3 separate regions of the Homo sapiens genome follow, and all the other regions are linked to region 2. The links are chromatin loops, found by intact Hi-C in ENCODE. Cell type or tissue: PC-9. All regions are shown on one strand. Each heading gives the region's core, and the rest is flanking DNA. Links, peaks and the distances in the headings are about the cores only.

Region 1 (10,324 bases), core at 1,609-9,608, 170 kb after region 2:
AGATATACACACAACACCACTTGATGGGGAAGTATGGAAAGAAGACAAAGAAGGGTGCAGCTATAGACAAATCTGTAGATCAGGGATCAGAAATTGAAGAACATCACAGTTTTGCTTAAGGACGGCCCCGCTTTCAAAGACACAAAAATAATCTAATCAAAGGTAGCAGGTATGTCAGCTGAGGAATGAATGATGCCCAAACGCATATTCACTGTAAGATTCTAATACACAGACATTCAAAGAAGAGGAGGAAGGAGACAAAACGGAATTGCCAGGATGTCAATCAATCCATGCAGTTGTCCAGGGTCCCTGCTTGTCAACTCTCATGACCTTAAACCCAGTTAGAAGGAACGTGATCAGGAGATTAATTGTGATACTAAATTCCAAATTTCATTGAAAAGTCCATCACTCCTATACACACTGGTGCTGCTTCTTGCACAATTCAGAAATTTGCACTGAGGCTCTCACCAATCCCCAGGAATTTCTTAGGTTCTTTTCTTCCTATTTGTGTTCATTCTGCATTTTAAAAACTTCTTCATTTGCTTTTATATTTATCTTCATATTCTTGGTGCCCAAATGCAGCACAACATATAAACTGAGCTGGAGCCCCAAGAGAGCAGGCTCTGCCTTCTTGCAACAGTGCTCTGCCTATTTACAAGAGGCATCTCCAAACACCCTATGTTCTTGGCCTTATATTTCCCCTAGACCCAATTTCCTGCTTCTCTCTATTTCTCTAACTCCCACCAGATACCATGGTTGGCTGGGTGGATGGTTTGTTGGTTTGTTTTAAGTCTGATGATGTCGTTTATGCTGAAGATGCTACTGTTTTATACTTTGGAAATGTTTCATCCTAACAGTCCTCCTCCCTAGGTTAGATTTTCCCTCTGCCTCCACGCTTATGTCAGCTGGAGAATCCTCCCATCAACACATTTCTGAAGTGGAGTTATTGTTGGTGATGTTTCTCAAGTCTTTAGTGGTGCAGGAAAAAACAACATGTCTTCTTCTATGTGTTTTCTAGCTTCTGTTCAGACCAACAGAAATAGTGCTTTCCTGACCTCATTTATTTATTATTTTATTATTGTTATACTTTAAGTTTTAGGGTACATGTGCACAACGTGCAGGTTTGTTACATATGTATACATGTGCCATGTTGGTGTGCTGCACCCATTAACTTGTCATTTAGCATTAGGTATCTTGACCTCTTTTTCTGCAGCAGCACAACCTCTTTACTCCTATTGTTCCATATCTTTTCCGCCCCTCCCCCAAGGATGCCCTATCTCTCTTTCTCTCTCACACGTTCTCGCTCTGTCGCCCAGACTGGAGCAGTCACGGCTCATTGCAGCCTCTAACTCCTGGGGTCAAGCAATCCTCCCTGCTTAGCCACCTGAGTAGCTAGGACTACAGGCACACACCACCACTCCCAGTTGATTTAAGATTCCCTATCTCTTTCGGGTAGATTCACATATTTTCCCAAACTTCATCTATTCCTAATGTAATGTCATTCCTTCTCTACAACATGTAAGCTTATACCATTTGTCTAATCGATGTCATCCTTCCCAGTATATTCTCTTCCCACTTAACCTCAAGGAAAAAAGTCTATTCTTAAAGCTAGTCCTGTTTCCCTTCATGTTTCAGATTCACCACTTCCAAAGCCCAAGCAATACTTTTCTGATCCTCTATCAAATTTTGAATCTTTCTTCTTCATCTATAGTTTTTCTTCTGCCTCTGAGCAAACATAATATCTATAGCCAGAGTGTTCTGGCACCAGAGGCCTTTATATTTTCCAAGATGACAAATTCATGTATAGAAAGGGTCTACTTAAAATATGTATGTGTGTGTGTGTATAGAAAGAGATATATTTAGATCAATATAAATGAATATTCTTACAAATATGTGGTAAAGAGGATTTCTTAAACAAGAATCAAAAAGCAAAATGAAAAACAAGCCCCCCAAAATGAGAAACTAAGCCGATCAACTTGATTGCACTAACATTTAGGCCTGTATGACCAAAGACTCCATGAAAAAAGCTGAAAGCTAAGCAAAGCTGATTAGGAGAAAGTATATGCAGCATACTTAACAAAAGATCATCTCATAGATTAATAAGAAAAAATCAGACAATGTAATAGAAATCTGAATAGAGATTATAAACAGATGATTCACGAAAGAGAAAATGCAAATGGCCAATAAACATGAAAAGATGCTCAATCTCACTAGAAACCAGGGAAATGCAAAGTAAAACAATGACATACTGTTTCTCTCCCTTAGATTGGCACAAAGGTTTAATTTTATTTATGAATTTTTACAAGGTTTTCAGGAACTGGGTACTCTCAGATACTGCTGTGGGAATATAAATTGGTTCAAGTAATTTGCACATAGCCTAGAACCCAGCAGTTCCACATATAGATTTCTATTTGAGAGAAACTCTGGCACATATTCACTTTGTAGACACTTATTCAAAGGTTCCAGGCAGCACTGTTTGTAACAGACAAGTATTAGTAGCAATAACAGTTAAAAGGAATATACTAGATCTATTTGTATCAACATGGATAAATCTCAAACATCACTGCTAATTGAAAAAGGCAAGCTGTAGAATAAAATGCATATGACACCATTTTGTCAAACACACACATACTGATGATACTAAAATGATATTCTGAAAACTCATAATACTGGTTACCTCTTGACCTCTTTTTCTACAGCAACACAATCTAATGCTTTACTCCTGTTGTTCCATATCCATTTCCCCCTAAGGATTCCCTATCTCTCTCACTCTCTCTGTATTAGTCTGCTCTCACACTGCTGATAAAAAATACCCAAGACTGGGTAATTTATACAGAAAAAGAGGCTTAATAGACTCACAGTTCCACGTGGCTGGGGAGGCCTCACAATCATGATGGAAGTTGAGGAGGAGTGAGTCACATCTTATATGGATGGCATCAGGCAAAGAGAGAGAGAGCTTGTGCAGGGAAACTCTCCCTTATAAAATCATTTCAAAACCAATCATGCCTTCCAAACTCTTAACTCATTTCAGCATTAACTCAGAAGTCCATAGTCCAAAGTCTCATCTGAGACAAAGCAAGTATCTTCCACCTATGAGCCTGTAAAATCAAAAGCAAGTTAGTTACTTCCTACATACAATGGGGTACAGGCATTGGGTAAATGAAGCCATTCCAAATGGGAGAAATTGGCCAAAACAAAGGGGCTACAGACCCCATGCAAGTCCAAAACCCAGCAGGGCAGTCAAATCTTTTTTTTGTTTTGTTTTGTTTTGAGACAGAGTGTGTCACTCTGTCTTGCCCAGGCTGGAGTGCAGTGGAATGGTTTCAGCTCACTGCAGCCTCTGCCCCCTGGGTTCAAGCAATTCTCCTGTCTCCGCCTTCCAAGAAGCTGGGATTACAGGTGTGTGCCACCACACCTGGATAATTCTGTATTTTTAGTTGAGACGGGGTTTCACCATGTTGGCCAGGCTGGTTTCGAGCTCCTGACCTCCAGTTATCCACCCACCTAGACCTTCCAAAGTGCTGGGATTACAGGCGTGACCCACCGTGCTTGGCCTCAAATCTTAAACCTGCAAGATGATCTCCTTTGACTCCATGTCTCACATCCAGGTCAGACTGATGCAAGAGGTGGGTTCTCATGGTCTTAGGCAGCTCTGCCCCTGTGGCTTTGCAGGGTACAGCCCCACTCCTGGTACCAATTTACTGTATTAGTCTCTTCTCATGTTGCTGATAAAGACATACACAAGACTGGGTAATTTATACAGAAAAGGGAGGTTTAATGAACTTACATTTCCACATGGCTAGGGAGGCCTTACAATCATGACAGAAGGCAAGGAATAGCAAATTACATCTTACATAGATGGCAGCAGGCAAAGGGAGAGAGAGCTTGTGCAGGGAAACTCTCCCTTATAAAACCATCAGATCTCATGAAACTTATTCACTATCATGAGAACAGCATGGGAAAGACCTACCCCCATGATTCACTTACCTCCCACCCAGTCCCTCCCACAATACGTGGGAATTCAAGATGAGATTTGGGTGGGGACACAGCCAAAACATATCACTCTCTCTCTCTTTTTTTTGGGGGGGTGGGGAGGGAACAGCAGCTCATTCTCTTGCCCAGGCTGGACTGCAGTGGTGCGATCATAGCTCATTGCATGATCTATGGGAAGAAATACATATCACAAGTAGTAAGTAGAAGAACAATAGCTAACATTTATTAAGTGCTTCTACATGCCATATGGTGTTTAAGTGCTTTACAAATATTATTACATTTAATCCTTAAAATCACCCTATGAGTTAGGCATTAATATCCATCCTCCAGATAAGAAAATCAGGCATAGTCAGGTTAAGTAACTTGCATAAAGTTGCACAGCCAGTTAATTAGTTTAATTTGAACCTAAGCAATCTGGCTCCAGCCCTTCCTTACTACTCTATTGTAATGCCTGGGATATGGCATCAGGGTCGTTGGATAGTGCTCAAAGATGACTTAATGGCAGCTTTAGCTGTAGGCTTCCAGTTTTTTGGAAGAAGAAGGTATTTGGAAATCATTTATATAGTTAAAAATCAATTTTAAATAGGAAAAGCAATTATTGATAAATCTTAAATGCAACCACCTCCAAAAGGAAAAGAGGCATGAATGAACAAAAAGAAAGGAAGAAAGAGAAGAAAGAAAGAAAATGGCTTTTACGGATCTTCATTTGTCTAGTGATGAATTTCATAACTCTGATTTATTGAATAATTTTAGTGCTCAAAAATCCCTGCCATTATCAGGATTCATCTCAGCCCAGGGGGAACAAAAGGAGATAAGAAGGTAAACAAATCCCTGGGGTTGTTCCTCCTGTCCATCAATGCCAGCACCACCAGTCCAAAATTGTCTACAGTGAAGTTTTGTCTGTTTTGAGACAAGCCTTCCTTTGCCCTTGAAATTAATTCCTAACCTACTACAATCAGTTCTGTCTCATCACCCAGAGGATGTTACCTGGCCCACAGTCATCCTTATTGTTTGTCTATAATGGAAAGAAAAGGCAATTCCAATCAAATTGCAATTAAAGCAAGGAAATAATGAAAAGTTTTTCTTCTTCTTAGAAACCATCCATTGCCCCCCAAGACCTTCCAGGGGGCAGCAGGGCACAAAGGTCTCAGTAAAGCCCTCAAACTGTTTCATCACCCAGTTGAATAGGAAATCAGTTTTCCTAAAAAGCCAATCAAGGGGGGAAAAAAAACTACAAAATGAGCTATAAAAGAAATTTTGCCACCAGGAACCATATTTAACCTTTCCTTTAGCAAAGAGAAAGTTCCAGGCCCAAGCATAGTGACCTAAACCGTGTTCCTGGACTTGACCAATCCAATATTAGTAATCAACTACTTTGTGGGTGGAGTAATAGCTGAGGGAAGTGAGATTTGAGCTCCCCCACGTGGCAGAAGCCTTCCATTAACCCTGAAGGGGGTGAATGGATTTTTTCAGACTAGCCTAGATTTCTCAGGTCTATGTGCAATTCACTTATCTTCTTGGGATATAAGTTTTTTATAGCATTTTCTGAAATAACATCTTGTGATAAGACTTCTTGCCCTATTACACTGAATACTGCAGTGATTGTGAGTGGGATTAGCCCAGAATATCTTCTCCATAATAGACAGAATGATCTGTTTATTTCTATCTGTTTTTGCCAACCCACACTACACTTTTTGTGTGAACTCATTTTTTTTAGCAAGTTTTTATTTTCAGGGCCGTGTTACAACTAATTTAGTATCTGATTTTCCAAACATTCTATGACGAAGGAGAAAAATAACTCTAGCATGTGTTGTTCTCTCTAAGGTGGTACTTAAAATAGGGCACATAGTCCTATGAATAAGAATAAAATAAACCCTATTGGGTTTGATACATATTCTTCAACCCTCAAAACACCTTGGTAATACAAAACACAGAACTTCTTGGCCACAGCTTGCAGTATTTTTTCCTCCTCTGTCTTAGGAACTCCTTCCAGATATAGAATAAGCCTTGAATTTGCCAGCTCTTCTTGCTACTGCAGCATATTTTCTCATTCCCAAGAAAATATTCTTTCTCTTAAAGAGTAAAATGACAAAAATTAAAAGTCAAACCACAAACTGGGGAAATATTGCACTTATATATGATAAAGCACTTACATAAAACTATCTGAGAAAGACTACCTTCCTAATACATAAAAGAATATAACAATTATTTCCCAGAGAGGAAACGCTGATGCACAACAAAATTTGGAAATGCTTAACCCTCTAGAGAAAGTTTAAAAATACAAATTAGAATAATATAGCACCTTTTTTCTATTATACTAACAAAGACATTTAAAATGGAGAATGTTCTATCTACATACAGTAGAACAGACACCAGATAATTTGCTTTTAAAATCGATTTGGAAAAATACCAAGAGCAGCCTTAAAAATATTCATACCCTTTGATCTCTGGGGTTAATATTAAGAACATAATACAAAATAAGGGAAAAGCTTTATGCACAAATATTTTTATTGACATACTATGGCTAGAAACAACCTAAATAATCAACATTAAGGGATTGGTTACTATTATAGTTTTTCTTAGCCTACTGATTTTCATTTCTGGTTCCACATTAAAATCACTTGGTTTGCTATATTTTTACAATAATGATTCCTAATCTTCATATCAGAACAACTGAATCAAAATCTCTAGGACTGAGACCTAGGCATATATGTATAAAAAGTCTCTGAGTGGCTTTCATGTGTAGCCAGGGTTGAAAACCACTAGGCTGAAGAAACTATGATAGATAATTGTGCAGTAGAATATTATGCAGCCAATAAAAAATGCTTCCAGAGTTTTGAAAAAATACATACTTTAGGGCTGGGCATGATGGTTCATGCCTGTAATCCCAGCACTTTGGGAGGCCGAGGTGGGTGGATTGCTTGAGTTCAGGAGTACAAGACCGGTCTGGGCCACACAGCACCTTGTCTCTACAAAAAAAGAAAAAAAAAAAAAGCCTGGCATGGTGGCGTACACCTGTAGTCCTAGCTACTTACTCAGGAGGCTGAGGTGGAAGGATTGCTTGAACCAGGGAGGTTGAGGCTGCAGTGAGCTGAGATCTTGCCACTGCACTCCAGCCTGGGTGAAAGAATGAGACCCCGTCTTGACAACAGAAAAGAAAAAAAAATACATATTTTATTTTGAAACAGTTCTAAACTTACCAAAAACTTGCAAGGTTGGCATAAAGAACTTTCATGGACCCATCATCTAGAGATGCCATTCAAGTTTGGCCAACTGTCCCAGAAACATCCTTTACAGAAAAGAATGCAGTTCAAGATCTCAACATTGTTCACAGCTGTTATGACTATTTTTCATGACCTCAACATTCTTTAAAGATTATAGGACAATCACTTAGAATATTTTTCAATGTGGGTGTGTTGGGTTCCTCAGGATCACTCCAGGTTTGATGATTTGCTAGGAGGACTCACAGGACTCAGCAGATGGCCACAGTCGTCGCTATGATTTATTAAAGCCAAAGAATAAAAAGGAAAATTAGCAAAGGGAAAAGGCACAATGGGCAAAATCCAGAGAAAACCAGGCAAGCTCCCAAGACTTCTCCCCAGTAGAATCATACAGGATGTGTTAATTTCCCCAGCAATGAGCTCTGATAACACATGTGAAATGTTACCTACCAGGAAGCTTATTAGAAATTCAGTGCTCAAGGGTTTTATTGTGACTGGTCACATAGACACTCTCTGTCCAGCAAGTACCAAAATTCCAGACTCCCCAAAGGAAAGCAGAATTCAACACAATCCTCATTCTTTGTACAAGCAGTTTGGGCAGAGCGAGCCACTCACTGTGTGATGGGAACACTCCTTAAATCCAAGTTCCCAGATACCAATCATGGGCAACCTTGCAAGCAGGCCTTTCTAAGGATAGCAGCCCCAGGCCTGCTATGTTAATTCTCATCTACACAGTGGATTTGTTTGATGTTTCTCATAATTAGACCCAGGTAATATATTTTTGGCTGGAATATCACAGATGTTGTATTCTTTTCATTGCAACTATTGGATGGAGCATGGCATCTGTTTGTTTCTAGTCTGATTCTATTTTTCATGTGTGACTGCTAACAGCTTTCAAGGCCCACTCCTCTTTCTTCCTCTTCTGCCCTACATCTTGGCAAGCTGATAAGAAAGCCTGGGTGATTCCTTGTTTGATGCTGGTGGGAGGTTCAAAGCACGTGAGCCCTGTCCCATAACTGGTAACCCTCACCCCAGCCGGAGCCCATTAACCACAATAAAAAATCAAAGCCAGTCACCCTCTGTGCTTTCTCAGCCATTTCCAGACCTGTTTGGGAGCCTGCCCTACTCTTCCCAGAAAGCCTCAATATATGAGTAATAAATAAATCTCTTTTTATCCTCTTGGGGTGTGTGTATGTGTGTGTGTGTGTGTGTGTGTGTGTGTCATCATCAGTCTCAAATCTAAACCAATTTTGGAGGTGAGGGGTGGTCCATCTTGCACCTATAAAAGTCTCATTACTGGTGGTGTTAACTTTTCTTGGTCAAGACAGTGTCTGCCAGGCTTCTACAACTAGAAAGTCATGTTTTTCCCCTTTTGTAATCAATAGATATTTTCTGGAGAGATAATTTGAGACTATGTAAAATTTCATTTAAACCCTACTTTCACCCACCAGTTTGGGTGTCCATTAATGTTAATTATTACTGTGATAGTTGTCAAATGGAGACCTTCTGATATCATCAATCCTTCTACATTTATTAGTTGGCTTTCTACTGTAAGGGAGACTTCTCTTGCCTTCCCATTTGTTTATTCATTTATTCATTTATTTCTTTTAGCAGTGTGGAGCCACATATTTGTGTTTTATTCAGTAGATTAGAATCTGTAACTGTCATTATTTATCTTGATGCTCAAATCACCAGATGTGGCCAATGAAAGCCTCTTTAAACTGGCTTCTGAGAATTTTTGTTATCTCCTCATTATTGTTTGAGAATTTCTTTGCTTCCTAGCACAGAAGGATATTCAGGTTCATCTTGTACATTCCCTGCCTCAGCCCTGGAATCTGATGTTTCTCCAAGAAGCCCTGCTTCCTTTCATTGAAAAGTGATATTAACAAGTCAAAATCTAGATGCTAGATGTGCTTGTTATAGCTGGGGCATGACTATTCCCAGGCCCTTTCTGTGAATAGAGGTAGGATGTATATGAATGTATACACACATCAAATCTCTCTGTATTTGTGTGTCTGCACACATAAAAACCATAAGATTCACACTGATACCACAAAGTCTAACAACACAAAGTTCATTCTGGTTTCCTTTTATTTTTCTGTAATTGTAACTCCAACAGTGAAAAGCCTGGCTCCTCTTATATGAATCATCCTGTAAATGGCCAGGCTTTCTGCAACCCCCTCCTTCTCTCACCCAAAACTCTAATTTGAACCTGCCTCTATACGCTGCCTAACTTGTTTGGATCTGCCTAATGGCTTTTTGTTTTACAGCTTTATGGAGGTATAATGGATATACAGTGAACTATACATATTTAAGTGCACAATACGTTGAGTTTTGACATATGTATATGCCCATAAAATCATAACCACCATCAAGATAATTAATATATCATCCACCTCAAATAGCTTCCTATGCCCTTTTATAATCTCTCCTTCCTGCCCCTCCTCCACAATAATCCTCTGTGTTCCCAGGCAACAGCTGATCTACTATCTGTCACTATAGATTAGTTTGCATTTTATATAATGGGATCACACAGCATGCACTCATCTTTGGCTTCTTTCACGCAGCATAATTATTTTGAGAGTCATCCATTCCGTTACATGGATCAATACAATAGTCCATCCCTTTTTATTGCTGAAAAGTATTCCATTGCATGGATAAATCACAGCATGTTGATCTATTCACCCACTGAAGGGCATTTGGGTTGTTTGTAGGTTTTTGTTGTTGTTGTTTGTTTGTTTGTTTATTTTGAAATGGAGTTTCGCTCTTATCACCCAGGCTGGAGTGCAATGGTGTGATCTCGGCTCACTGCAACCTTCTCCTCCCGGTTTCAAGCGATTCTCCCACCTCGGCCTCCTGAGTAGCTGGGATTACAGGCATGCGCCACCATGCCCGGCTAATTTTGTATTTGTAGTAGAGACGGGATTTCACCATGTTGGCTAGGTTGGTCTTGAACCCCGACCTCAGATGATCCACCCGCCTCAGCCTCCCAAAGTGGTGGGATTACAGGCGTGAGCCACTGTGCCCGGCCATTGTTTGTAGTTTTTGTCTATTGTAAATAAAGCTGCTATGAACATTCACTACATAGGCTTTATTTTGTGAACAAATAA
Region 2 (10,324 bases), core at 1,467-9,466:
GCATTTCCTGGGTCTCAGTGTTTCTACCTCTAAATGGGAATAACACCTTTTTGTCTATCTCCCAGAGTGGTTGTGGGGTTCACACTAGACGGTGTACCTATGTGCTGTGAATTTTAAAGCTCTGTTGCACAAACACAACATATCATCACTGAAGTTTTCTAACAGAGAATGCTCGAAGTTAGAGAAGAGAATTCAATTTGTTAGAGTTGAAGTGAGGATGAGCAAGAGACTTGAATGAACACTATGCTAAAAGGTTTAGTGAAAGAGAGCAATCTAAAACAGAAGTGTACATAATCACTTAAAAACAATTACAACTTAACTTCGATACCAGAAACTGACATATTGATATTGTGATGGGCTCTTCTCTTCATTAATTTTTTCCTGTTTCTCTTTTCTATGCCTCTCTCTCTATCGATATATCGATAGAGAGAGCAATATATATCAACGTATATATATAGAGAGAGGTATACATCTATCTATATATACCTATATAGAGAGAGAGAGGTATATGCAAAGATAGACTTCCAAATGGATTTTTTAAACTCAAAGTTTAGAACCAATGAAATAGCTACCTAAACAAACAAGTCACAAAGAAATAAAGAATTTTAGGCCGGGCGCAGTGGCTCACACCTGTAATCCCAGCACTATGGGAGGCCGAGGTGGGCAGATCATGAGGTCAGGAGATCGAGACCATACTGGCTAACACAGTGAAACCCCATCTCTACTAAAAATACAAAAAAATTAGCCGGGTGTGGTGGTGGGCACCTGTAGTCCTGGCTACTCGGGAGGCTGAGGCAGGAGAATGGCATGAACCCAGGAGGTGGAGGTTGCAGTGAGCCGAGATCGTGCCACTGCACTCCAGCCTGGGAGACAGAGTGAGACTCATTCTCAAAAAAAAAAAAAAAAAAAAGAATTTTAGGAAGGAGGGAACGATGGCAGGCATTAGTAATGAAGTCTACTTCTCACCCTATTCCATCATGCAACTCAGTAACACCTCTCAGCTGACTCTAGCACTGGCCTCCTCCCAGATTCAAGATTTCTAAACAAGGGCATAAACCTGGTCATACACCTTTCTGGTTTTAAGGTGTTTATGCCAGATGGTGAAACTCTAAACACTTCCTTTAATGTGTACTAGGTGTTTCCTGGGAGAGCAAACACTCTGAGCAAGATAATCAATGGAAGTTTGCGGAGGTTTGTGAAATGCCACCAGACACTTGTGATGACTATCTTAATGTACCCATAAAGGGAATTGAGAAGCCTGTGTAAATATAATTTGTTTCAATTTTCCACAATATTATGCATTAATGAAAAAAAGAATATAAAATATAGAATGATATTAAGGTAGATTTTTCCTTTTCTTCTCTAGGGAGGTTGGGGTGGTAAGTGAGACCTTTACTCCCAGTGTCTCATATTTTCAAAAAATAGGAAGGCACTTTCATCTAATTTCTAGTTAAGTGAATAATATGAATGAACACTTTGGTCTCTCTTTCCACCGGATTGCATTAGGTCGTTGCCCACTGTCATAAAAATGTATTAAAAATTATATTTTACCACTGGGTTTGTATAAAGATAAACACAATCTGGGTTGACTTTTATTCTGATTTTAAAAGAAATTAACATTTTTCATGGACCCTTCAGATTACTGTGAGCCCTAGACCCTTTGCCCACTAGAAAATCAGCCCTGTCTTCCTATCTACCTCTCATCTGATTAACGAAAAAATGACGCCTAACAGTCACTGGCTATGTTTTTTACTGATGGGATGTGTGGCCCTATTGGTTCTCCTTTTTGGACCTGCCTGGGCCACTAGAGGAGAATCCTATCCTCTACCACCTGTTCCCATGCTTAAAAGGCCCTGGGGCAGGGTCTTCCCTTGCAAAGCCTTTTTCTCCAACTTTTCTGATGAGACTAGGTGGGTAAATTTCATTAGAGTTTAAAGATGAGCTCTCTTTGACTCTAGATCTAAGCTATTTCCCAATCCAACTGTGATCTCACTAAGCTTGTGATGGAGGCTTTATCTAGCACCTTGTACGTCTGCTCAGCTGCTAGAACCCTGAGTGTGAGAGTATTCCCTGCCCCCAGCCCCACATTCTGCAGTGTGAGAAAGAGCTGACTCATTCCCGGAGAAACTGGGTATGATTTTATGGATTTTGAAAGGGAAATTTTTACAACCTAAACAGATTAAAAATTACCTTAAGTTGCTTATTTTCTAAATATTTTAGAGGAAGGAGATATACTACAATTAAACTATAATGACTGGAATGAAAAATATTTATTTATTGACTGGACATGCATTATACAGACAGAATGGCACATGAAAATGAGTAAGAAGGTCAGTGTACATACTTGGCTTTCTGCTAGAAGGTTCCCATTGGATTCCAAGGTTTTGAGCCAGGCTCTGCGATAATACTTGTGCCACTGCCATTGGAAGACCATACTGTTTTTCAGAGTTGAAAGTGTGTGGGAGACATTTGAGAGAGTGCACAAAGCTAGTTATTATTTCTTAATTGTTACCACAAATCTTCTCAGTTCCCTAAGTAGAGCCTGTCAGTATCTTAAGATGGCATATGCTACTTCTCACCTCCTCTTTACAACTGGGCCCAAGAAGCAGAAAGCCCCTCTTACTATGTGATATCTCTCAGAATTTGAAGCTCTCACATTGAAACATAAAATACAAGTCACAAAAGGCTGTGCTCCAATTCAACTTATACCAAACTAAGAATAAATTTAACTTACTAAAATATGTCAAGAGAGGTACCTACTAAATGGGCAACTGGGATAACCTGGTATAATATACTCCAATATTATTCCAGGCTAATTGTAGGCTATTGAGATAACCTGGTATAATATATTTCAGTATTGACAAGAGTTTAGATATAATTGGTTATGCTTTTTGGGTGCTGTTACCAATTAAGAATTTCCTTTATAAAACTGAAAGTATTAAAATCTGAACAATGAGATTAAGGAAATAGGTGTTTGAGTTCATTCTACAGATAGGTAGGTAGAAGGCATGAAAATGAAAATATATACATAGGGAGAAAAAAACATACAGTACTGATATCAGAAATCCTTTGATTTTAATGAGTTAAATTTAACATAGACAGAGGAGCATTATAACAAAAAAAAAGTCAGAGAAGGATTAATAAGCTTATAAAAGCTTAACATCTTATCTATAGAGGCCTAAAAGTCTCCAGGCCAATCTTCAGCTGCATTTGCCTGATATATACGAAAAATTGTCATTATGACACCAAAATATGTCACTATGAACCAAAAGGACCACGTTGGGTTCTATTTATTAATAACATAAGCCACTCATGCTACATTTGCCATGTCATCATTCTAAACAAGCACGAGAAAGGATGTAAACTGGGCCATAGGGAAAAAAGAGAACAGATGCAAAGATGAAACTCTAATTGGTAAAATTTACCTCATTCACACCAACTCCTCTTGTGCGAGAACAGACACCTCCAAAGTAACTCAGACTGCTTCTCTTATAGTGAAATGTCACCCGCCTTAAGAAAAAGCAGTGCTATCAGAAAACCAACGTGGTGGACCATCATTTCATACTCTCCCAAAATATGTCTACCCTCCTACATGGAACACCCCCAAACCATCCTCCTCCAAGAAATCAAAAACTTTATTTCAACTACCTTAAAATTTATGACATAATTACCTTTAAATTTGTTATGTTACGTAATTTCAATTGAGCAAGCACCAAGTACCTACTAAGCATCATGTACTAGCACAGGAATTGAAAACACCAAGATAAACAGACACAGCTCTTGACTTTTTTCTAGTAGAGAATATCTAGCAGTGATTAAAAAGAATTAATATTGCTGATTATTAAAAATTGCTGATTAAAGACTGAAAAAACAGGAAGTCAACGGTAATGGTGGGAGGAAAAGAAGGAGTGGTTTGGTTGGTTTGATTCCAGGACAGAACCTTAGAGGACTATCTGAAAATAGCTTTGCCATGACTGGGGAAGAGAATAGCTTATTATATTAAAAAGAAAGTATAGAACCCTTTTTCCTTAGTAGTAGAAACTCAACTGAATAGTTCATCTAAAAGGACTACATTTTGCTAGCCTCTCTTGTAGCTAGGTGTGGCCCATGTGACTAACACCTAGCAAATGATTTGTTCATGAAACATACATGTGCAAGCTTTCAGGAAACCTGCTTTACAGCAGTCAGCTCGGCTGGAAGGAGTACCCTTTTGCCCTTCTCCCCACATGTCATGCCCGCTGCCAGTAATGAAGGCTGGAGGGCCAGCAGGCATCCTAGATTGTGAGTTGATCTTGAGGATGGAAGTTATGGGCTCTAAAGGTAGATATTGTGACTACAGAACCATCAGCATCCCAGCATGGGATATCCTAACTCCATGCTTCTTATCTAACAGACAAAGGAACCCACAGAAATCTTGTTCAAGTCACTATTTTCTGATATTTAACTTAACTGAACCAAAAAAGGGATAAGGATAAATGTCAGACCAAAGACTACACTAAAGGCTGAAATGAGTACGTACGAGATGAGGTGCACAGCATCAGCATGCTGCTTAATGCGCTGCCGGTATTTTGAGAACTCATGGAGCATCTGCACAGGGTTGGTGGTGATGTCAATCTGATCCTTCTCAGTCCAGGTCTCTACAGCCACCAGGACAACCCTGGTGTTGAGCTGCTCCTTGTAAATCTGAGGGTATACAACAGGACAGGTGCAGGAGGAAAACACTGGGTCAAACATGCACGATCAGTGAGTCAGAGTCAGTGGAAGGACAGGAAGGGGGAGGTGAGAGAACACGGGGTCATAATTAGCCCATTATAGAGAATCTTCTTTTCCTTTCTTTTTTCCAAGAGCAAAAATAAAGAAAGAACAATCACACAATTTGGTTTCAACTCTCCTATAGGGTTATTTCGATCCCAGAGCAATACATTCACTGTCCTAGGGAGAGACAGTAAGGATTCCAAAGCCAGGGCATAAATTTAAAACATCGTTCAGTAAAATCACCCTTTCAAATCTCATAGCAGGTAACAGGTTGGAGCCTGATATACCAGTTCTGAGTAACCGCAGTGCAACAATTTATTCCTGCTGGATTGGAATGAATCACTAAATCTCCAGATAAGCACCAAACAATATAGCTGGCTTACCCTTGGAGGTCATATTATATGAAAAGTAAAATAACATTGGGAGAGAGAGAGACTCAAGGATCTGAGGCTAAAAAAGAGCAGATCCCTATCACTCATCTCATCCTCACCACTGGGTGGCATCACCCACAATATTTAAATTGTTCCCTTTCTGCTCTCTCTCTATTTTTGGCCCAGTAGCTAAACAATTCACACAATTAAGCAACTTCAATGAATGCTGTCATTTTGCCCTGTTTTCAAACTAATTAAGAAAACAATGGGCCAGGCGCGGTAGCTCACGCCTGTAATCCCAGCACTTTGGAAGGCCGAGGCGGGTGCTTCACAGGGTCAGGAGATCAAGACCATCCTGGCTAACACGGTGAAACCCCGTCTCTACTAAAAATACAAAAAATTAGCCAAGTGTGATGGTGGGCGCCTGTAGTCCCAGCTACTCGGGAGGCTGAGGCAGGAGAATGGCGTGAACCTGGGAGGCGGAGCTTGCAGTGAGCTGAGATCGTGCCACTGCACTCCAGCCTGGGCAACAGAGCAAGACTCTGTCTCAAAGAAAAACAAACAAACAAACAAACAAACAAACAAACAAAAACCAATGGATGATCTTTGAACACACTGAAGAAGGGGAACACCATTATGCCTAAATCAAATTGAAGCTATTATATAATGACTTTACAACAAAAACAAGTTAAATGTAATGTCTTTTAAAAATTAGTGGTCAGCTTCAGAACCTTATGTGGTAACCCAAAATAAAAATTACACTTTGCATGATGTAACTCTATTCAATCATGTTGAAATGACTAATTCAGAGATGCTACCAAGTAAACAGCTTTTGCAGAGGAAAAGATGTGGTTAAGATTCTCTTTTCCACATTCACTTGTGGTTTTCCTCTGAGAAGATAAACAAGAGCTGAAATTAAAGAAAATTAATAAACCAGGTGTAAATTGGCACTGAGATGCTATCCTAACTCTATATGAGATACTCGACGCACATCCACTCATGTTATAGTTTTGTGCAGCTGTGCCCACCAGGTACATAACATACATATGTTATGAATATTTACATGATTGGAGGTTTGTGGACTGCTTAAAAGGCAGAAAAGAAGGCAGCTCTTTGGAGTAAATAAGTATCATTTAGATATTTGGCAACTTATAAAAAATGGTGGGGTTTTTTTCGCATTTAAGAAGGAACACACAATAAAATACCCGATAAAAATATATTTAGCTAAGCAAAATAGCACTTTACATTACAACATATGGAGTAATATTCTATATTTAATTTCTGACTAGTCAACTTAAATATTCATTGGAACATAATATATAATGTTCATATCTATAGAGTTCTAACCTAAGGCAGGAAAAAGGCAGAAAATCTTAAGCATTTTCTGTAATTCACAAAATAAGTGAGGAAAACATATCAATATTGAAGATTTGTACAGTTAGAAGTCTTTGTAAGGAGATACATATTTTATTCTTCCAAATTAGTTTTATTTGGGGACTGCACTTATTTCCATCATCTAGAAATCAAGTATGAAATATCACACCAATGGGAACACTAAGAAAATATATTTGTGTCCTTAAAAAAATTTTTTTTGGTATTACCTATATTCTCCAAACATACTCTGCTTCAATCCATTTTTTCTTCTCTGTTACCACCATATATTTAAGAAAAGCCCAGTTGTTTCTTTAAAAAGTCTCATTTGCCAGTATAATAGCAAATAGATTTTGGTAGCTATTTCTCCACTGTTTTTGTCCTCCACAGACTGGGGGCAATAATGTATAGACGCAACTTAGAAGCAACACTAATGTATCTTTGGGATTCCGGGAATAACTCAGTCATCTGAAACTCTCAGAGCACTACTCTGTGAAGCGGACCATCCTATAATTCCTTAGCCAGATGAGCTTCAGGATTGTGTTTTTAAATTTGTTCAAGAAATACCTAAAGTACAAGTAAGCAAATAGAGATAAACCATTCCATCTTGGCACACAAATTCAAGAAAACCAGGATACTTACAGAATCCACAAGGTTGACCACGGACTTTGCAAAGTTGTTGGTATGTGCATGAGAAGAGCGATGCTTCTTATACTAGGGGGGAAATACATACCAGTCACTGCCAAATCATAAGTGAATAATAAATTTCAAAATGCTGTAAAAGCAGAAATATCTCAGTAATAGTAGAAATATGGATTTAAAAATATATAATTTAGTTTGTGGTATACTGGATTTGGTGGTGTTACTTCTCTGTTAGGTGGCAAAACTCTGACTATCTAAAACATGATGTTAGCTGGGCAGCATGGCTCACAACTGTAATCCCAACACTTTGGCAGGTGGAGGCTGGAGGACTGCTTGAGGCCAGGGATTTGAGACCAGCCTAAGCAACACAGTGAGATCCTGTCTTTACAAAATTTTTTTCAAAAAAAAACAAAAAAACCTACGATGTTCTGAATAATAGTAAGGACCTATAGAAATCGATATGAGAAGCTTTATACCTAAAAAGTAAGTTTTAAATTTAGTCTTAATGTCTACAAATTCAATCCTTTTGTTTTCATTGAAATGACATTTTGTAGCTTATACAAACGGCTTAACCCACTTGTCTCACTTTAAATTCAAGGCCACGCACAGATCAAGAAAATGTCTTTGTCAGTGCTTTAGATACTGTCCATGATATGGACAGCATTTGCCAGGCATTTAGTATATCCTTTCAGAGGAATGCCTCCTCCAAATGAAGCCATTTGCTTTTGACTGCTCAAAGTCAAAACAAAGAGAAGACAAAAAGTAAAAATGAAGTGTGCTGAGAGTTTATGATTGTTTATGTTTATTTAAGAAATAAAGAAAAGTAAATTAATAGAGTAATTCTACAATGACATCTGGAGGGCTACGTTTTTAGCAAGGAGTAGTACGCTTTGCTTAATGTCTTCAAGAGGACATTTGAAAACTGGTCTACCATAGGAAAATCATGCCCTCTACTGGTCCATGAGGTTATTATTTCTACAACACTAAGGAAAACAAAACCTACTTAAAACCACAGACTCAGATTTGCACAAGTCTTTGAAATTTACCTTCAATTATAATTATGAAAATAATGCATCTTTCATAAAGATTCAAAATATTTCTACATTAGAAAATTCTTTTATTTGTCCTTTGCCCATTCGCACCCTATATATAACTTTTGTCAGATTCCCTTCATTTCATTCTATCTGTGACTATGTTTTTTAAACAAAGAATATATATCTCAATGTTTACATATCTAATGTTTATTTTTTATAACAACAAAAACACTGATTACCCATAATAAATGCTAAATAAATTAATATTCTGCTATTATTATAGTATTCATGAATACATAACTGTTGGTATAATATTACTATTACTGTTCATGTTATTGCCACTACTGTACATCATAATCTGACCCAAACTGTCTATATTTGTGTTCTTTTAAAGTAAACTGTAATGTGTGCATATAACTGGGTCATAAAACATCCTATTAATCTGAAATTATTCAGGCATTATAACACATTTTGTAAACTTGGCATAAAGAAGTTTCTATAGATAGCTCAGCATTTTAAGTTGCCTAGCAAATTCCACAAGCTGAAAACTTTCCAAGATACACTTAAGAGTAAAAGGAAAAATATTAACATTAAGTTCCTCTGGGATGATGAAAATGTTCTAGTTCCACTGAATTGTGGATTGAAAGAGAAAACATTAGCTGATATCTATTCTTCTAATGCAGTGGTGTTACACACCTATTAAGATGAATTTTAGTTTGCTTCTGAGTATTAATTTGTTATTTTATTGAGATTTCTTTTTATAGCATAATGATCACGGAAAACATGACAAGTTTTAAAACATTTCAAGTTTTAAAAATTAATAAAATGAGGTATTTTAAAAGTCTATCAAAATGTAATGTTTTAAATTTATTTCATATTTGTAATTTTCAATCCTCTGATTTTCTTTTTAGAAAAATTATTTTGCCTGTCATTGTTATGTAAATTAGAGAGTGCCAAGAATGGAAACAGAGATACCTGTTGGGAAGCTACTGCAATAGTCCAGGTAAGAGATAATGGAGGCTAAACAACTGTAGAGAGAAGTGAATTCAAGTACCACTACGAGGGTAGAGCTCCCACGACTGGATGATGTATAGGATGTGGAAGGTGAGGAAAGAGAAGAATTAAAAGATAACTCCTAGGTTTTGAACTTGAATGGATGGGGGATTGTGGTGCCACTTAAAATAATAAGAGAGACTAGAAGAAGAGAAGTTTAGGACTAGGGAACTAAGAGTTCTGATTCAGAAGTTCTATTCAAATCAACACTAAAATAGAGATATCAAATAGGCAGTTCTGTATATGAGCACAGAACTTAAGGGGCTAGAGCTAAAAGTAGGGAATAACGAGTTTAAAGTCATGATCCCACTTAAAGACTTGAGGCTGCAAGTTGTTACTTAGGTAGAGAGTATACAAAGAGAAAAGAGCCCTGAACCAAGCCCTGCGGCACTCACATAATTCCAGAGGTCAGATTTTAAAGACTAGGAAGAAATAGCCAGTGAGGTGAGAGAGCTACCACGTCATAGAAGCCAAGAGATGAAATAAAATTTTCAAAAAAAGAGGGTAATCAACTGTGTCCAATATTGCTGAGAGAGTAAGACAAGGACAGAACAATGACCACTAGATTTGTTAACTTGAAGTGCCATTTAATTGGACACCTAGGGTTTAGTAGAAACTGTAAGTGTTTCGCCTAAAACAAATATTTGCTCCTCACAACTCTATGAGGTGGGTTTTATTATCCCCAAATAACTTACTCAAGATCACACAGCTAGAATTTAAATCCTTCTAGTCTCTAGGTTGAGGGAGGAGGTAAGCTGGTTCAGTTAACAATTCCTATTAAATAGTTTATATATATTCCTAACAAATCATGATTATTAATGAAAACTCAAAATTTGTTAGGTGTATATAAAATGTAGTGGTTTTTAAGTAAGGAAAACCAAGTGAGGTTTAAATTGAAAAATATTTAAATTATCCTCACATATTTACATTTATTGACGCATAGTTAAGTATGTAGCAAAACACGTACGCAAAACATTTGCTTTTCATGCACTTTATGCACTTTAAAAAATCTCAACCAATTTTCTATTAGAATAAGATTTTTAATATTTATTTTTAACTTAAGCAGCTCAAAGACATGTTTGCAGACTCTTATCAAGG
Region 3 (10,324 bases), core at 1,249-9,248, 110 kb before region 2:
AATGATGACTTTAGTGCACACGCAGGTAGCAAGCAAAGGAAAGACAAGAAAGTGAAAGTTAAAGGTGTATGGTAGAAGTAAGAGACTTCCTAAGCCAAGGGAAAGAAAGTGACTCAACTGCTTCCTGTAGATGCCTTTGGGGAAGAAGACATTCAGGGTAGCAACTTAACTTGAGCAAAAGACTATTGTGACGTTATTTCTAAAACCTAAAACTGTTTTAACTTCTTTTGTGAAATTGGATATGCAGTTGTACTTTGAGCATGTAAACATCTGCGTCATCATACACGAATGTAAACCCAAACAGCAGCCACTTTTTGAAATAGATTGAATTTCTTTGAAAAACATAATTATCATGTTCTTATATGGATTTTTAGGATGTGGATTAAATTCAAACCAAAAACTTATTTTTTTATTTCTTCCTTCTCTAGACCATGGTCAGCACTAGGAATGAACTGCCGAGGACTCATGAATCCATTAATGCTCTCCATAGAGAAAGAAGATAGGAGCCACATGAGTATGTGCAAATACCGACCACAGAGAGAAATCCATAGCATTTCCTTTGCTTTTAGAGAAAAATTTTCTACAAAAATTTTACCATTTTTTTTTAATTTGGGAGAAAATTTTAAGCCAAGAAATCCTGTGATTCCAATATGAAGGTTAAAGGGAGCTTTGACTGTATTTGAGTAGTTAAGCATAACAAAAATGACCAGGCTAAGTAAGTTTTGACTTTCGATTGCCTGATTTTATTCCTTGGAATTTAGTTAAGCACTTTTAGTGAAGTATTGATTCTTGTGTATATCTTGTGTTATGTATGTGTTTTACCTTCTTCTAAAGAAATCAGTACTTGTTATCCAACAGCATTCTAACTTTCTACTAGGTTTATTAGGCTGAATGGAAACTGTCTATCATCTTCTTATTGTGTCTTAAGGAACTAATCATCTCTTGAGCTCTTAGCTCCTGCTGTTATTCCTTTAGAAGACAGAATTCCTGGCTCCCCAGTAAGAAGTTTCCCCTGAGGGAAGACCTTTGTTTTCAGGCACAATACTTAATATCCAGTACATGTCCAATAAACTAGCAATTCTATGTATATATGTATGATGAGATATGCTTCCTAATCTAAATGTACAGAAGAAATAAAACATTTTCTAAATTCTGTGATAACTCAGGAAAAGGAGTTCAATAAACACTTTTAAAGTATCAAAATAATTTAAATATTAAAAGTAGTTTTCATCTTTTTCATGGAATAAGAAAAAGAAATTAGAAAACATTTTTAAAGCAGTAAAGCACTAGAAAGGCTATATTAAAATTGAAAATGTAGAAATAAAAGCAAATTTTAAAATTTAGTTTTTTTAACTTACCTTCTTAAAATGATTATTTAAAATGAATCATTTTAAACTAAATATTCCCTTTGATATAATCCATGTCTACTATTTACAGCATTTGTATACTGCTAAAGTATTTATCACTACAAAGTGTACCAAAGTGTAAGGCTGATTATTGAATGAAATAAAACATGAAGCTCCATCTTTGTTCCTGTCTGCACCATCATTTTTATCAATAATTTGGATGAAACTGTAGACAGCCCAATTCTCAAATGTGTGTGTGACATGATACCAAAACCCCTAGGTAATAAACTGAATTACAGTCTTGGATCACTGAGATGTAATAGACTGGAATAGTGAGGCAGTTAATAAAGACCAAATTTTAAGGGATTAAAGTCCCACAATTGGAGGCCCATGTGCACAAGTAGTGTGAAAAAGACCTGTGATATATGTGGTAGTTAACTGCAAGTTCACTGATAGTCAATTATGTCACTGATTATTTTAAAAGCAACAGTCTCAGACACATTAACAGAAAGAGTACTATTCAATTACTAGTTATCTATTATTAGTCTACACTGTGCTAGGTAAATTTATTAGTCCAATCTCACACTGCTGTGAAGAAACGCCTGAGACTGGGTAATTTATAAAGCAAACAGGTTTAATTGACTCACAGTTCCACACTGCTGGGGAGGCCTCAGGAAACTTACAATCATGGTGGAAGGCAAAGGAGAAGCAGACACCTTCTTCACAGGGTGGCAGGATGGAGTGAGGACAAGCGGGGGAAACGCCAGATGCTTATAAAACCATCAGATCTCGTGAGACTCACTCACTATCATGAGAACAGCATGGGGAAAACTGCCCTCATGATTTAATTACCTCCACCTGGTCCTGCCCTTGACACGTGGGGATTATGGGGATTACAATTCAAGATGAAATTTGGGTGGGGACACAGCCAAACCATATCAGTAATGGACAAATTAAATAACATTTAACTGCTTTGGGCATGATTAGCTTGCCTAGGGAGTATTCGTGTTTTCATTTGAACAGTTAATACATGGGAGATTCAAGCTGCTTAGCCTCCACCAGAAAGCAGGAATACAGATAAAGATATAAAAGTATAGAAAGGCAGATTTTATGTCGTTTGAAAGGAATTATTTCTTAGATAACCTGAATTGTTTGTTATGAGTAGATAATTGCCTGGAAAGTCCTGGGCTCCCAGTTGCTGGCAATATTGGCACCAGGTGATTTGTATTTACTAGAAACAACCCATAAGCATCTCTTCTTTAAAAAGAAGCAGAAGAAGAAAAGAACTGGATTTCTGACAGAGTCCTACCTTCTTTCACCTGGATTGTGGAAGGATAGGGATTTATGTCTTCTAGTTGTCCAGACCTGGTGGATAGGCCAGAGTGGAGGAAGCAGACATGGGTGGTGGACAACATGAGGAAAAGAGAGAGCCTGACATCGTTAGTGGTCATAACAAGCACAACACTTTGGGTCCAGAGAACACTGTTTAGACAGGCTGTCTGAGAATGTTTTTTTGTTGTTGGCTGTGTAAAATCCCTGGGCTGACTCCTTTCTGAGAAACCCATCATAAAGATATACCTGAAACTCCAATTACGAGCAAGGATTTTAGAGTCAGACTCCTGTTTCACCTGTGTGTGACTGTCTGGAAGTTAGAGGGCTATCTTTCAGAGATGCCTGCTTTGCATGGGAGCCCAAACTAAATTTCAAGACCTCCCCAAGCTCTATGCAATTAGGAATTTCGCAGGTTCTAACACTGAGAAATGTTGCATTTCATACCAGACAGCCAATTTCCACAAATTCCACAAATATGCTAACAGCAGTGATCAAATAAAATTACTTTATTTAGACAATTTTAGTTGTAAACCTACTATATGACAGGAACTATTTTAGGCCTGATCCAGAAGACATGTCAACACACACACACACACACACACACACACACACACGCACACGCAAAGTTGCCAGAATAAATAGACAATAAGCAATTAATTAAGGAGTAGAGTAGGTAATATATAAGTAAAATAATAAGCAAAGCCCATAGTCTGTCACAGTGTATGGCTGTCTAGAAATTTGAAGGCTGGACTCTTCAGGCTCTGTAGTAATTAGACATGGCAGAATGCCACAGAGACAAGTAAAGAAGGGAAGAGTTTGGCCATGCTGGAGGAGAGGTTGGGGTTGTCATTTTTGTATTCAAGTAGGGCAGTCAGATAATGCCTCACTGAAAAGGCGCCTTGAGAGCAAAGACTTGAAGGAGGTTGGGGAGGGAACTGAGCAATGAGCTGGGGAAGAAACAGCATCCAGGCAGAGGGAGCAGAAGAGCAGACTCTAAGTGGGGAACAGACCTGGGGTGTTCAAAGAGGAGCGAGGAGCTCCATATGGCCACAGGGCAGTGAATAAGCCGGAAAGCAAGAGATGAGGTCAGAGAGGGAAGGGGGGTCTGTGCCGTCTTTGTGGGGCTTGTCCACCTCTGTAAGGACTTTTGTTTACTCTAAATGAAGAGGGAGCCCCTGGAGGGTTCTGAGCAGAAGAGCAACATAGCTTGACTTTTGTTTTAAAGAATTGCCCTGATTACCTTGACTACTTGGTTCATATTTTTTTAGAGACAGGGTCTCTCTCTGTCAGCCAGGCTGGAGAGCAGTGGTGCAGTTATAGCTCACTGTAACCTCTAACTCCTGGGCTCAAGTGATCCTCTTGACTCAGCCTTCTAAGTAGCTGTGACTACAGGTGCCACCGCACTCAGCTAATTTGTGTGTGTGTGTGTGTGTGTGTGTGTGTGTGTGTGTAGAGATGAGGTCTTGCCATGTTGCCTAGGCTGGTCTCAATTTCCTGGCCTCAAGGGATACCCCAACTTGGCCTCCTAAAGCACTAAGATAACACACACACACACACACACACACACACACACGCACACCCATGAGTGAGTGCACCCAACTTCTTGGTTCATTCTTAAACCAATGAACAACTAGACAAAAAGAGAAGCCAAAGCAGACCTACAATCCATGAACTGCAATATTCTTCCTCCCCTGTGTTCCTGGTCAAGTGTTGGGTGTTTAGCCATGACGGGTGTACTTTCATTCTGAATGGAGTATTTCTAGACAAAAGGATAGTGTATAAAGTCAATATTCCTATTTAAGTAGCCAGTAGAGGGAAGCTGTCAAAAGTAATCTGTAATATGCGTGGTGAGTTTTCTGAAATACTTCTAAAGCCAGTGGAATGCTTAGTAGAATCATATCCATAATACACACAAAGGCAGCTGCACATGGTGAACAAACAGTGTCAACAATATTGATCAATGTGAGATAACAGTTGAGGCACAGGGTTTTCCAATAGCCAGGCATGGTGGTGTGCACCTGTAATCCCAGCTACTCAGGAGGCTGAGGCAGGAGAATCACTTGAACCCAAGAGGCAGAGGTTGCAGTGAACCAAGATCGCGCCACTGCATTCTCCAGCCTAGGTGACAGAGCGAGGCTCCATCTCAACAAAAAACACAGTTGAGACACAGGGTTTTCCAGCATCTTTTCCCACAAAAAGGACCGGAATACATCTTACCAGGGCTCTAATTAGTGTACTGGCCTCTTGCCCTTCCAAACCGCTCAAATCTGTTCTCTTTTCAGGCTCCTTAAAAAACAGTTAAACCAATACAAAGACAAGTTGCAAGCTATATACACCTCCCAGGAAGAAAGAATTTGTCGATTTGAAACAAGGATTCACAAACTCAAAACCAACCAGGATAGTCTATGGACCAAGCTACAACAGATAAGACGGGACCTACAGGTATAAAATGTGAGGGACACTGGCCATCTGGACTGCCTGGAAGTCTAACCTTGAGTCCTTCAGCCAAGGGAGGAGCTTCCCACCTTACTTTGATCAGCCTCTTCCCTTGCCTCTTCTCCCCGTACCCTGACCTCCCATTTCCTCATCCAGGCTATATCCTATCCCTCCATGAAGGCAGTGCCATTGAAAAACAACAGGATCTGTAATATTTACAAACAATAGACTTTGGGGCAAAGTGATTCTTTATAGCGTCGGTTTTTTAACCTTTTGATCTCAGGATCCCTGTACATTCTTAAAAATATTTGAGAACCCCGAGGGGAATTTGGTTCTGTGGTTATATCTTTTTGCATCAATATCTGTTGTTATAGATATAACCACAGAAACAAAATGAAAATGAATGAATGAAAATTAAATTAATAATAAAATAAAATTAAATAAATAATAAAATTACTGAAAATTAAAACTGAGTTGTTAAATAAATTAAATAAGTAATAAAATTAATGCAAATTAAAACTGAGAAGTTAAAATGTATTCACTAACTAAAACATAAAAATAATAAACCCATTAAATATACAGATAACATTTTTAAACAATATGTTTTTCTAAAAACCTTAGAAGAGTGGCATTGCTCTATATTTTCCACAAATCTCTTTAAATACCTGGCTTAATAAAAGACAGCTGAATTTTTGTAACCACTTCAGCAATCAATCTGCTGCAATGTGTTTCGGTTGAAGTATCTGAAGAAATCAGGCCTCACACAGATTTGCAGGTGAAAAAGAGAGAAGTATATTAATAGCCTTTCAGATACCGAGGCATACTTCTCTTTAATACTACACCAAAACATGATACATGACAGCTTCTTAAAGGAGACTTTAATCTGAAACCATATTTATGTCACGCTGTTTCATTAAAATCCAGTGTTCTTACATGGTCTTTAAGTGGGTCTCTTAGCCACGCATGATTGTGTAACATTATACATTGGTCATTTGGAAAATATTGGTTCACTGAGCTATACTGAATGTCCTAATGCTCATCCATTTTATGATACTGGGTGAAAAAAATTCACGTTCATTAATGTCACTGCCAATGTAATTACAAAATTGCCTAAGAATTGGAAAGCTATCAAGCTCATAGTGGTAGGATGCAAGTTTTCCAAAATTCTAAGTTTTGACTGAAAGCCTGTTTTTTATGTATGTAAATATACATTTTAGACAGGGTCTTGCTCTGTCATCCAGGCTGGAGTACAGTGGCAGGATCATAACTCACTGCAGCCTCGAACTCCTGGGGCTCAAGCAATCCTCCCGCCTCAACCTCGTGGCTAGCTAGGATCTCAGGCTCATGCCAGCACACCCAGCTAATTTTTATTTTTATTTTTTGTAGGGAGGGGGTCTCACTATGTTGTCCAGACTGGTCTTGAACTCCTGGCCTCAAGCAATCCTCCCACCTCTACCTCCCGAAGTGCTGGGATTACAGACATGAGCCACTGCGCCCGGCCTTAACTGTTATAACTGACAGCAAATACTGTTAATTGTTCTCCTTGCAGTGACATTCTCGCTTTGTTCATTTTTGAGAAACTGTTTGACAAATACCCAAGTCTGAATAACCATAGTCTGTCAGTCTTTCTTTGACACAAGAGGCAACCCTTTCATATTTCAGTACACATCAGAAGTGTCTTATGCACACTTCCCACTTCATCACACATAATATTTAAAAGACATGTGTTCATATTTTTAAAACTAAGAACTATTTCTATTCCATCAAAGGTGTTCTTAAGCAGAACTGGCTTTTTTTTTTTTCCACTGCTAGTGTATGAGGGTGAAGAATACCCTGATTATTAGCACTGTTTGGTGATGCTGCCTTGATTCACACTAAAGCACCAACAGCTTTACTTATTGATTTTGCATCATCAGTGCACATGTCAATACAATAAACAAATAACATCTAAGTATCCTTATGAACATAATTTTGACATCACAAACCCTAGAAGGGTCTTGGGGATCTCCTAGGGTCTGTGGGCCACACAATGAGAACTGTGCTTCAAGCGGAGCACATCCCTGGATTTTCTCCCTGTGGCTTACTGTGAAACCCTTCACAACACACCTACCAGAAAGACTATTATAAAATGCTTTATTGTGATAATTTTTATCTGTCAATTCAACATATGCTTATGTTTTCAGAAATTCCTTATGGTATTTTTAGAACTTGGGCTTTTTAGAACCCAGAATTTTCCTAAATTTCTTGTAATTATTCCCTCTGTTATTTTAGAATCTGAGCTGTTCCAGCTCTTGTAGAGAGTTTTAGGTTGACATAGAATTAGCAGAATAAATTAAAATTAATAGTAATGATAATATATTTACAGAGGAGAAAGAAAAGTCTTGCATTAGAATGTTCTGTTGGAATGTTGAAATGTAATGCATTTATGAAAAAGTAAGATAAACATTAATTTCTTCATAAATAAAGTTTTGTTTCCCCAGGCAAGGTTGCAGCCACCCGGTCCTTCATCTTCTTCCTTTCAAAATGTGGGGAACAAGGTTGACCATTCTTCAACTGAAAAGGTTCCAAAGGGAGGGGATTATTTGCAGATCAAGAATGCCACTGAAGATGCTTCAACAGGGGAACCTCTTCCTAAGCTTGATGAGGTTGACAGAAGTCACAGAAGTCACACAAATGCAGAGCATGCTCTGCGAAATCCAGAATCACCAGAGACCACTTTGCACAGCACCAGGGCACAAAGCCAAACACAAAAGATGCCACAGAAAGTCATTAGTGCCCTACCCAGTTATCAGGAGGGACTGAAGCAGGACATCCCCAAAATGGTTCCTGCTGAAATGAGCAGTCCTGCTCTGGCAGCCGTGGAAAAGAAAGAGGCAGGTAACATCAAGGAGAGAAAGGATGAGCTGGAGGAAGAGGAACTGCAAGAACTATTGTCAAAACTTATGGATGCCTTCAATCTAGAAACGCCATCAGGTAAGGTTTTCACAATCCATAGACATCGTGATGGCCAAGGATTCAAGCTGCCTTTTTAAAAACTTGATTTTATAACAGCCCAACAGCTCCAGTTCATCTAGTATGTAGCAGTGCTCTGAATCTATTGGTTATCAGTAGCATCTCTGAACTTGATTTTTAGGATTACCTAATTCACAGGTCTGTTGTGAGTATTAAAGGTGATAAACCATGTAAGACTTTAGTATAGAACCTGGCATATAGTGAGCATTCAGTAAATGCTTTATTATTTTGTTATTGCAAAATATTGTTATTATTATCAGTATCCCTAAATCATATATAACTGGGCAGCCTATGTCACCATTTAAAAATGGTGATAATATTGTAACTCTCTTTCTAGAAGAGAATTGATTGCAGTTTCTATGTTATAAGTAGTATTATCATTATTATCTTCTGCATAAGCTATGATTCATTGCTAAATTCTGAAGGCTTTAGATAAGATCCTTCTTTACTGTAGTTACTGCTTCTGTTTTGGAGTGCCATTGTCTTATTTCTCATTAGGGTATTTTGTTATCTTTACATATGTAGAGAGAGATCCTTCTCAGTTTACAATGGGGTTACATCTGATAAATGCAATGTAAGTTGAAAATATTGTTAGGTAGAAAATGCATTCAGTATACCTAACCTACCAAACATTATAGCTTAACCGACCTACCTTAAATGTGCTCAGAACACTTACATTAGCCTATAATTGGGCAAAATCATCAAACACAAAGCCTACTTTATAATAAAGTGTTGAATATATCATGTAAGTCATTAAATATAATACACTGTGGAGTAGACTACTGATCATTTACCCTTGTGATTATGTGGCTGACTGGGAGCTGTGGCTCACTGCTGCTGCCCTACTTCACAAGATACCACATATTGCTAGCCTGGGAAATGAACAAAATTCAAAATTTGAAGTATTATTTCCTACTAAACACATATCACTTTTGCACCATCATAAAATTTAAAAAATAGTAAGTCAATCCATCATAAGTCAGGAACTATTTATAGACACACATACACAGTTGATTCTTGAACAATGCAGGGATTAGGGGTGCTGGCCCCCTGCACAGTTGAAAATTCGCATGTAACTTTACTCCCCAAAACTTTATTAATAGCCTACTGTTGACTGGAAGCCTTACCAATGAACATAAACGGTTGATTAACACACACTTTGCATGTCATATGTATTATATACTGCTATAATAAAGCTCGAAAAAAGAAAATGTTTTCAAAATCATAGAAAGATAAATATATTTAAGTGGAAGTGGATCTTTATAAAGGTCTTCATCCTCATTATTTTCATGTTGAGTAGGCTGAGGAGAAGAAGAGGGAGGAGGAGGGGTTGGTCTTGCCGTCCCAGGAGTATCAGAGGCAGAAGAAAATTCACATATAAGTGGACTTGAACCCATACAGTTCAAACCTGTATTGTTCAAGGGTCAACTATATATAAATTTCTTTCTAAGAAAGCTTAAGTTGTCTTATGTTGGAGTGATCATCTACAGACTTGTGATAAAATGAAGGATAAAATACTCATGTGTTTTTGCATCAGAGGAGGCCTTCTCAAAATATTTCTGAGTTGGCGTATTAGTTTGCTGGGGCTGCTATAACACAGTAACACAGATTCAGTGGCTTAAACGAAGAACCAAAATATATTTTCTCACAGTCCTGGAGGCCAGAAGTCCAAGATCAGGGTGTCAGCAGTGTTGGTTTCTTCTGAGACTTCTCTCCTGGGCTTGCAAATGGCTGTCTTCCCTCATGCCTTTATATGGCCTTCCTTCTATGTATGTCTATGTCTATGTCCAAATTTTTTCTTTTTATAAGGACACCAGTTATATTGGATTAGGGCTCATCCTAGCGACCTCATTTTAACTTAATTATCTCTTTAAAGACCCTGTCTCCAAATACAGTCACATTCTGAGGCACTAGGGGTTAGTCAGGCCTTCAATATATAAATTTGGGGTAGGAGGGGGGCACATTTCAGCCCATAAGTGTTGGAGGGCTATAAACCGAGTACATAATAATGTCAGCTTTGCATAGAACTTGGTAGAACCAAGTCAATAAACTAATTATTCGGCGATTCTAAAATACTCTACAGTAAATTGAGTTGGAGTTATAATCTTTGTATTAACAAAAACAAGTTCAGAAAGATGCCAGAAGTATGCTCAAAAGGCAAGGGATGGGAACTGCTTGTGCTGATTCTTAAGCTGACG

The links. Peaks named below come from ENCODE experiments on the same cell type or tissue, not always from the same donor. Only the 100,000 strongest peaks of a DNase experiment are listed, where the experiment ranks them.
Region 1: it touches region 2 in a loop (18-fold over the local background); 39 of 110 quality-filtered maps call a loop at or near these places.
Region 3: a loop joins it to region 2, with 2.9 times the contacts of the local background. A loop is called at or near these places in 3 of 110 quality-filtered maps.

Annotation. Positions count from the first base shown.
Region 1 is chr2:206,387,396-206,397,719 of GRCh38, reverse strand. No RefSeq gene overlaps it. Among named protein-coding and RNA genes, the nearest start is that of ADAM23, 51 kb to the left of the region's middle. RefSeq lists an enhancer at 5,241-5,535. In PC-9, for the core only: CTCF peaks have their summits at 5,215 and 5,414 (motif pointing left); a DNase peak (open chromatin) is centred at 5,369.
Region 2 is chr2:206,554,314-206,564,637 of GRCh38, reverse strand. It overlaps ADAM23 (ADAM metallopeptidase domain 23), which reads right to left. Exons shown (of 26, transcript NM_003812.4): 10 at 7,140-7,211; 11 at 4,520-4,683; 12 at 3,426-3,510; 13 at 2,345-2,435. Among named protein-coding and RNA genes, the nearest start is that of FAM237A, 83 kb to the left of the region's middle. In PC-9, for the core only: CTCF peaks have their summits at 5,321, 7,856 and 8,060 (motif pointing left); DNase peaks (open chromatin) are centred at 4,717 and 5,097; H3K4me3 peaks cover 739 bases; H3K27ac peaks cover 2,621 bases.
Region 3 is chr2:206,660,666-206,670,989 of GRCh38, reverse strand. DYTN (dystrotelin) reads left to right here. Exons shown (of 12, transcript NM_001093730.1): 10 at 4,961-5,120; 11 at 7,595-8,087. Among named protein-coding and RNA genes, the nearest start is that of FAM237A, 23 kb to the right of the region's middle. In PC-9, for the core only: no CTCF peak of the experiment used is centred there; no DNase peak of the experiment used is centred there.